Regions from separate parts of the Homo sapiens genome. Here region 2 is linked to region 1. Evidence: chromatin contacts called from ENCODE Hi-C data. All regions are on one chromosome and are shown on one strand. The core of a region is the stretch at or near the end of the contact, and the rest is flanking DNA. Distances in the headings are between cores, read along the strand shown.

Region 1 (4,246 bases), core at 1,576-4,075:
GAGAGCCAAGATGTAGTGATTGTTATCTCCTCTGGATCTAGCCACCCAGCAAGTCTACCAGGCTCTGGGCTGGTACTGGGGGTTGTCTGCACAGAGTCGTGTGATGTGAACTGTCTGTGGGTCTCTCAGTCATGGATACCAGCCAGCACAGTATTTGGGGTGTCTTCCGGGTCCTGCAGGAGCAATCCACTTCCTTCAGATGGTCTATCAATTCTCTCAGCTTTCCTGATTTATTCCTGCAGTCATTCTGGAGCAAAAGTTCACAGTGCAAGCCTCCACATTCTGCTCTTTCCATCCAAGTGGGAGCTGCAATCTAGTCCTGCCTCCCATCCACCATTATCTCTCCAGCTACCTGAATTAAGTTCTGTGTGGCTTGGGACGCCTCACGATCATGGCAGAAGGTGAAAGGCACATCTCACATGGTGGCAGACAAAAGAAGAGAGCTCATTTTCTTTTGTGATACTCATTGTATCACAATGAGTAGATTAGGTTAGGTTCAGCTAGAAGAGTAAATTAACAGAGGCTCATATTTCTTTCATATATAAGTCCACAGCTAGGCAGTTCATGGGCATTACAGCATCTCAGCTGCACAGTCTTCAGAGATACAGCCTCCTCCAACCCTACACATTTACCCTGTACTCTCCCTCCCATGACAAACACACACACACACACATACATACACATATATACATACACCCCAATCAGGATTTGGGGAATCCCAGGAATCAGCATTTTAACAGGTATTGCAGGAAATTCTAAAACATGTAGTTTTTAACCCACTCTGAGAAATTCTAATGTAGGAGAATTAGGAAAAGGATGATAAAGTGACTCTCGCAGAATTGGTAATGAGAGGAAATAAAATGACTTCCAAGATTTAAACTATGCAATCAATGAATAATTGTTAAGAGCAAAGGTATGTAAAGTTACCTTAAAGAAACTCAGACCACTCACATTTAACAAAAACCTAACTTTTAAATATTTTATCATCTAAAGACACTATAAATGTGAAAGTGGATGGTGCAGAGTGAATCCACAGCCACAGTGGATTATTAAGGTACTATTAAGCTGTGGCTACCTATATCAAAGGCTGTATGTGAGATGATTTTCAACTTGGGGAGCTGGGCAAAAATAAATTTTGGCTTCCACAGTCTCATCTCCATTTCCTTCTGAAAGGAAAAAGAAAAGAAAAACGAAAATCCTGGGACAATGTATCATAAAGCCAGGTAAGAAACAGTTAACATTATTTTGTAACATCAATCATTTTACTTTTCCTTAACATAAGTGGAAAATTGAGTAGATTGTTCCTGTTTACCAAGTATGTTTTTGAAAATTCCTACCCACTGGTCCTGGTAGAAAATAGATGTGCTTCTGCCCAAATTAAGGAAAACTCCACAGACCTACACTACCACTCCCTGAACATTTTTCTTTATCTCTTCTTTTTACTGCATCCTATCCTCTTAAACTGCTATTTAATTTCCAAGTGAATTCTTCCACAGCTTCAAATCACTCAAGCAATCTCCCACTTTACTAAGGGATTCTTAGCATCAGATAGTTTCAGACTGGTGACAGGGTATTTATTAAAAGCATGAAGTCTGTGCTTTGCCAAGGAGACCTAAGACTGAGTAAGTCTCTTCAACTCTCGGAATGTAGTTTTTGTCATTTGAAAATTGACTTCTGTTGAAGATTTATTTTCTAAGATCCTAGTGAAATTTTAAGTGTATAATCACGATCCAAACATAACCAACATTCTTATACAGTGGTAGAGTTTAAGGGAAGCAATTTGACAAGTTGTACACAACCTTTCCCAAGCCCCACATTGTATGTACTTAAGAAAGACTACCTATAATCCATTTTATTACCCAACTGGGGGGTTCTGAATGATCCATTTTACTGCACAATTAGGGGGTTCTGAACCTAGATTTTAGCACTTCAGAGAATCATGGCACCTGCTGAGAGAGAGGATAGGCAGCAGAGAGAGAAACTGCGACACATATCCATCAGGTTGCTTTGCCTTCTAAGCTAACTGCTGAAGATCCTGTAGGGCCAGGCAGAAAAACCGTATTTTCTTGTCTTTTCAAATTTCAAATTCCCTTAAACCAAAGGCTGGACTCCAAATAATTTCGTTTGGAACTAAAGAGCTCATCCCCTCTGAGCACGAAAACAGGACTCTGTGACTCCGCCTCGCCGTAGACCGCAGGAGGGAGAAACAGCGCCAGGGAAACCCGAGCCTGTCCCATCGAGGCGGTCCCAGGCCAGCCCAGCCCACCCCAGCCCGCGCCAGCTACTGGAGCCCCAGGACGCAGCCGAGCGGCCCTCGCCGACTCCTTCCCGAGCCTGGCTGTGGCGTCACGTGACCCGCGGCGCGGCCAATCCGCGCAGCCCTCTATGCTATTCAAATCGGCGGCGGGGCCAACGGTTGTGCCGAGACTCGCCACTGCCGCGGCCGCTGGGCCTGAGTGTCGCCTTCGCCGCCATGGACGCCACCGGGCGCTGACAGACCTATGGAGAGTCAGGGTGTGCCTCCCGGGCCTTATCGGGCCACCAAGCTGGTAAGACAGCTCGGATAGACGGGACCGGTCAGCGGGCTGACGGCAGTCACCACTGTTCGCAGTTTTACCTCGACCGTTCGCAGTTTTACCTCGGTCGGAGGGATGAGTCCCAGGATCCCTAGGTTCAGTGAAAAGGCTGGCGAGGAGAAGTAGCGGGTATGCAACCCTTGCCAGACTCACCGCTCCCTCTATTTTGAGGGTCTGGGCCTCAGGTCCGAAAGGAAGCGCCGCGCGTAGGCCGCACCAGACTCGCTATGAGGAGCGACTCCTGTGCCTGGTGTGGCCGGCGTCCCGTGGGGGCGTCTTAGAATATTCCGATTTGGCCGCTCACCTCGCCTGATTTTCTACCCGCCTCAGAATTAGGGAACAATTGGGAATGAGGTCCAAAGCTTTGTAGGGTTAGGTGGGGGGCAAGCCCGAATGTGGCAATTTTGTTTATTGAACCCATAGAATTTAACGCAGGATGTATCGGCCGAATAGCACTAGGATAACAGCTGCCTGTTTCAAAACGGTATTTCTGAGTACCCATCAGTAACCACTGCTGGTGGTCCCTGAATTGCACGTACAGCACTCCTAACGCGTTTTGTGCAGTTGGGTCTTCGGTTCTATAGGATACTGTGGTGCTGGTTATGTGACGTTAGGTGAGTCCCCTACCTTCTGTGAGCCTGTTTCCACATTGGTAAAGGTTACTAATACATGCTTGCCTTAAGGGGTTTCCCAGGAGGATGCTGTTTTTTAAAGTGTGTTGTGATCTGCAGAATAACAAGCATTTTCCTCTTAGGAATGCCCTTCAGACGAGCATGTATTATTAGCCCTACTTTATCAGGTGCACACTGAGGCTCACAGACGTTAAATGCCCTCTAGAGTCACATCAACAGCAAGTGGCAGAGCTAGAATTCAGATCTTCCTGGTATGGCGATCTTACATGGATTCTGCTACTTAGTAAGTTATTGGCTATATTTACCAATATGAAGGATAGAATTTAGGACAGGAAGGAACCTCAATCAGTAGTCCTGCCACATTATTTAAAACCCATTAGATGAAAGTAGTATAAGCACGCTGAAAAAGAAAACATGCACTGAATGCTTACTAGTACTTCACATATATTACATCATTTTATCATTCCAATAAGCCCATTCGTTAGGTCCTTTTGTCCCTGTTTTGTGGTTAAGGAGATTGAGGCATAGAGATTGAAGATAGGCCCAAAAAGTCATAAACAATAGTGGCAGAGCTAGAGCTGGGAAACCAGCCCTACTAGTCTAACTCCAGAGCCTGTTCTTAAAGCCACTACCCTGTACTGCATCTCAGGAAAGCCGTTCTGTAATCTCCCTTAGTACAGAGTCCCTTTCTGTCATTTTTATTACTGTGTCCTCAGGCCAGTACAGAGTGAGCAGCTCAATATCAGTTTCTAGAGTCAATCACACCTGGGTTTGAATGCCTAGGTTCATCACTTAGCTGTGTGACCTTGGTCATTTTATTAATCTCTCTGCTTTATTTTCCTTATGTGAAAAATGAGAAATTAATAGTACCTATTCATAGAATTGGGGTAATTAAAGTGAAATAATGAATGTGAAGCACAGTGCTACCAACATTAATATTAATTGAGGTAAAAAACAGGGATGAATGTTTTCTCTATTGATTGTAGTTCTTCCTTATTTCCAGATTTCTTAAATAAGCTCAGGATCTTAAATAAGGAT
Region 2 (4,444 bases), core at 1,231-3,730, 1.6 Mb after region 1:
AATTGTGTCTGCTTAAAATTATTACACTTTGTTATTTATTAATGTGATATCCAAAACAGTAGTTCTGTTGGAATTGTGTATAAAATTTTTAAACTAAAAAAGTGTGCTGAATTCCAATTTTATGTGAGGTTTGTGATTAATGTCCCAAAACAAAAAACCACTATACAAAGCCTGAATAAATGCCTCTTCAGCTCCTATTCCCCACCTAAAAGCCTCCTTATTTTCAGGCAAAGTAACATTAATTTTTATGACATTAAGCTACTCAAAACTGCTATTATATTGATAAATCATTTGTAAGCAATTTACTGAATCTTCCATTCAAAAGTTATTGAACAATTCTATAGAGGCTATAAGGCGCACGCACACACAAACCCCTCAGTTATTATTATGCTTTTAACAAAAGCATTTAGGAGCACAATCTTACTTCAACCAGTACCTTAAACGAACCAATGAACAAACTTCTTTGGCAATTTACATATACCTAAGAAATATAACCTTTTATTCAGTACCAACACCTGATTCAAATACAAGTAACATATATATATATACTATATAAACCTATCTGTTATGCAATCCAAAAAGGTACCTCTCAAAATGCACCAAGAAAATACTGTACTTATAACAATTTAGACTCTGGGGTTAGCTGACTGAAATAGATTAATACAACACATCCAAAACTAAAAAATTCTATATCTAACAATTTTCAGCGTCCATGAGTCTCTTTTGAGATTAGTTTATAAACTATTTCCTGAAATTTTTATTTAAAAGCAACAGCCTACACCATGTCTTTATGATGTGGTGGTAAAATTTTATGGATAATTACTAATTTGGTTGAAAATACCTACATCTAAAAAACTTAGCCTATTACATTTGGAAGCCCCACATCTATAGTGACAATCAGCATCATCTTTCGTTAGTTTCATTTTTTGTTATTAATGCCACTCTAAAACACTTATATAGGCTTTTGGTTCTTCAAATAACAGTTTTGGATTTTCTTTTCATAATTTTTACAGTTTTATCCAGTGGCCCCATTTTATCAGAATATTACAAACTATGATTATGGTTTTTACATTGATGACATGTTATTTTTATCTCACCCAAATTCTGGAAATTTTTGGCCCATCAGTTCTCAAACACTGGAACATATAAGAAGAGTAATATAATCTTATATTACTTGAGGGAGTTTGGATTTTCCCTCCCTTAATCTCCAAGTGTACCCCTGCCTACCAGCATCACATCCGTCTTGTCTGCATTGAACCTCAACCAGTTGGTTCTTAACCACGTCCGAAACTCAGCCAGGCACTGGGAGAATCGAGCGACCACACCATCTGGATCAAAGGAAAGAGAGCCTCAGTAGCAAGGAGACAGAAACGATGATACAAGCTCACCATCCACCCTGTTTCGCATTTTTAAAAAGATGGTCGGGAATCAGGACAAGGATCCCATGACAATTTTAGAAAAACATTTAATGAGCCTTAAGTCATGCAATTTGTAACTAATGATAAAGGAATAAAAGCGACCCAATAAATAGGTCGCCTCATTCCACCCATAAGTGAAGAAGGTTCAGTCAACTCCGGGTCATCTTGGTGAAGCGGCCTCAATAGCCAAGTCAATCTTGTAATTACATAAGTTCTTCTGCAGAAATGCAGAATTCTAGCGTTGGAGGAAGCTTTAAATAGGGAAAACTGAAGCCCAGAGAGGGATAGTGACTCGCTCAAGGTTACACAGCATGCAGGGACCACAGATAGGCTCCAGGCCAGGGACCTAGCCACTACAAGCTGAAAGAACAAGAGTAAAGAGCGGCGGGCATCTGTCCCAAGGGATCCTCCCACGCGCTAGGAGGACCTCGTTTCCTTACAGTAATACCCTATTCGAGTCTCTCCTCCCTCCCTGACTCCATCCGAAAAGGGCAAGTTGGCCCAGGGCGCTGCTCACCATAAAGGCTGCAGTGCAAGCGAGAGCCTCCCGGGGATGGGACACAAGTGAGGGAAATACAGGAGAAAGAGGCGGAGCCACAGCAGGGTGGTCAGCTTAGCCCCACCCCGACTGGGATCAGGGACCGAAGCGAACGGGGCGAGGCGAACTCACTCCGCAGCGGATTCCCAGCGCGGCGCCACCACCGCGAAGGCAAAAAGGCGGCGCTGGGAGGCAGTCGATGGCCAGAGGGAGGAAGCTGCGCATGCGCCTTTGGCAGCCGGCGGAGAGCAAGCCAGGCGCGTTCTGCGGCAGCCCCTCCCCGGAAGTTAAGGGTCTTCCGGGCGGTACACTGCCGTGGGGGAGGGGAAGGAGAGAAAGGGGACTGAGGACACCTCAGGAGCCCCTCATCCCAAACTGGAATAGAAGGGGAGAGATGGCTTGTGGAGGCTGCACTTACAGCCGCTGCCGCTGCTGCCGCCGCCACCTTCGCTGCTGCCGCCACCGCCTGAAGAAGCCCCATCCATCCGCCTGCAGCCGGGAGACTCAGAGCCTGGGAGGGGCCTGAGGCCCGGGCCGCCCGCCTCCTTCTTCCAGTCGTCGTCCGGAGCTTCCTCCAGCTCCACCAACCCTCTGCCCTCCCCTCCGCCTCCGCCCTCCTCCTCGGCCTCGTGCCGCCAGCCAACCGCGCGGCCGCTTGTTGAGCCAGGGCTCCACCGTCGCCATGACGCCCGGCAAACATTCCGGAGCCTCGGCCCGAGCCGCTAACGGAGGAGCTTGGGGGTACAGGGACTTCAGAGGCGGCCAAAAAAAGGGGTGGTGCACCACTCCCCAGCTGGTCGCCACCATGCCAGTCTCTCCGGCAGGCAGTCACAAGCAGCAGAACTTCGGGTTGTAAGTTCCGGCGCTAAAAACCGTAGTCCATCCCCCTGGGACCCGGAGGGAGCCCTTCTATTAATAGATACCATTTCTGGATTTGGAAAGGGGCCCTACCCTAACTGGGTTCAGTCTGTAGACCTTGAAGCTCCTAGGCCACAATGTCTCCTTTATCGACCTACCGCAGTCTTTAAAAGAATCTCTACTGGGCTGGGCGCGGTGGCTCACACCTGTAATCCCGGCACTTTGGGAGGCCGAGTGGGGTGGATCACCTGAGGTCAGAAGTTAGCGTCCAGGCTGGCCAACATGGTGAAACCCCGTCTGTACTAAAAATACAAAAAGTTAGCCGGACGTGGTGGCACATGCCTGTAATCCCAGCTACTTGGGAGGCTGAGGCAGGAGAATCCCTTGAACCCGGAAGGCGGAGGTTGCAGTAAGCCGAGATCGTGCCGTTGCACTCGAGCCTGAGCAACAGAGCGAGACTCTGTCTAAAAAATAAGATAAAATAAATCTCTATTGCTGTGCTTGCTGTGTGAGAAAAGACCTGGTTTAGAACCATCGTTCTAGCACTTCTAGTTTGTTAAGGCCTGCAGTCTCTCAAGCTTGATGCTTTCATGCTGTGCCCAGACGTTCAAGAGCCTCAGCTTCTGTGAGCCACCAGGCCGAACATTGCTGTGCTCTGTAGTAGAGGTATTTTATTGTCGTCTCGTCAATACCATCTTACTTTAAAACTAATTCCTGCTTCCAACATTCTGTTGTTATGCAGCAGTTGAACAAGACTGTAGAAAAGCACACAGCTGTGTGGACTTGTCTTACTTTAAATGGTTCCTTAGCGCTGCCCGTAATGCTGCCCACTAAGTTCCCCCAAAATTCCCTAAGTAATTTGTTTTCTCTTCCCCTCTCCAATCTCCTCCACCTCAGCTAATCTTTCTTCAGCGGAACTTGTTGAGAGTTCTTGGGAGAGAACCTTGCATTCTCTCTTGAATATGGTACTCACGCTTTTGTCCATCCTACCACTCCATCAAAACAGCTTCTATGAAAGCCAGCAATAGCCATGCAACCAAATACAATGGCTGATCCACAGTTTCATTCTTTTTGAATGAAGCAGTGTCGGTCGGGTTTATCGCTTCTCGATCTTTGAAAAGCTTTATTTGGGTTCTGAGAAACCACTCTTCCTAGTTCTTGTCTTGGTTCATGGTTTCACCTTTCCCAGATCCTTTGCTGGTATCTGTTCCTCACTACCATAACTAAATACAGTCATGCATCGATGGTGATACCTTCTGAGAAATACCTTGTTAGCCAATTTCAGCATTTTGCAAATATCTTCTAGTGTACTTACACAAACGTAGATGTATGGGCTACTATACACCTAGGCTACAATTGTATAGTAGACTGTACACCTAAGCTATAGTAGGCTATACATCTAGGTTTGTGTAAGTACACTAAATGGTGTTTGCATAATGATGAAAATGCATTTGTTGCTTCTAGGCTACCAACCTGCATAGCATGTTACTGTACTGAATACTGTAGGCAATTGTAACACAATGCTAAGTATTTGTGTATGTAAACATAGAAAAGGTAATGTCTTGTGCTTGAATGTTGTGACAACTACAACGTTGTTAGACAATAGGAATTTTTCAGCTCTGCTACCAGA

What was found. A loop is a pair of places that touch in the nucleus more often than their neighbours do. Pooled maps may share reads with other maps.
Region 2: a loop to region 1 is called in a pooled map, with 13 times the contacts of the local background. The contact joins the promoter of MIER1 here to the promoter of DEPDC1-AS1 in region 1. A Hi-C loop is called at or near these places in 7 of 37 single-sample maps with no recorded cell type and 13 of 50 pooled maps.

The regions. Positions count from the first base shown.
Region 1 is chr1:68,495,255-68,499,500 of GRCh38, reverse strand. It overlaps DEPDC1-AS1 (DEPDC1 antisense RNA 1), which reads right to left and starts at 2,825. Exons shown (of 3, transcript NR_110671.1): 1 at 2,730-2,825. DEPDC1 (DEP domain containing 1) reads left to right here and starts at 2,419. Exons shown (of 12, transcript NM_001114120.3): 1 at 2,419-2,549. The coding sequence starts at 2,502. RefSeq lists enhancers at 2,519-2,578, 2,689-2,738.
Region 2 is chr1:66,923,026-66,927,469 of GRCh38, reverse strand. MIER1 (MIER1 transcriptional regulator) reads right to left here and starts at 2,480. Exons shown (of 14, transcript NM_001077700.3): 1 at 2,375-2,480; 2 at 1,228-1,328. The coding sequence starts at 2,441. It overlaps DNAI4 (dynein axonemal intermediate chain 4), which reads left to right and starts at 2,614. Exons shown (of 17, transcript NM_024763.5): 1 at 2,614-2,808. The coding sequence starts at 2,639. RefSeq lists enhancers at 2,182-2,461, 2,752-2,911 and a silencer at 2,492-2,611.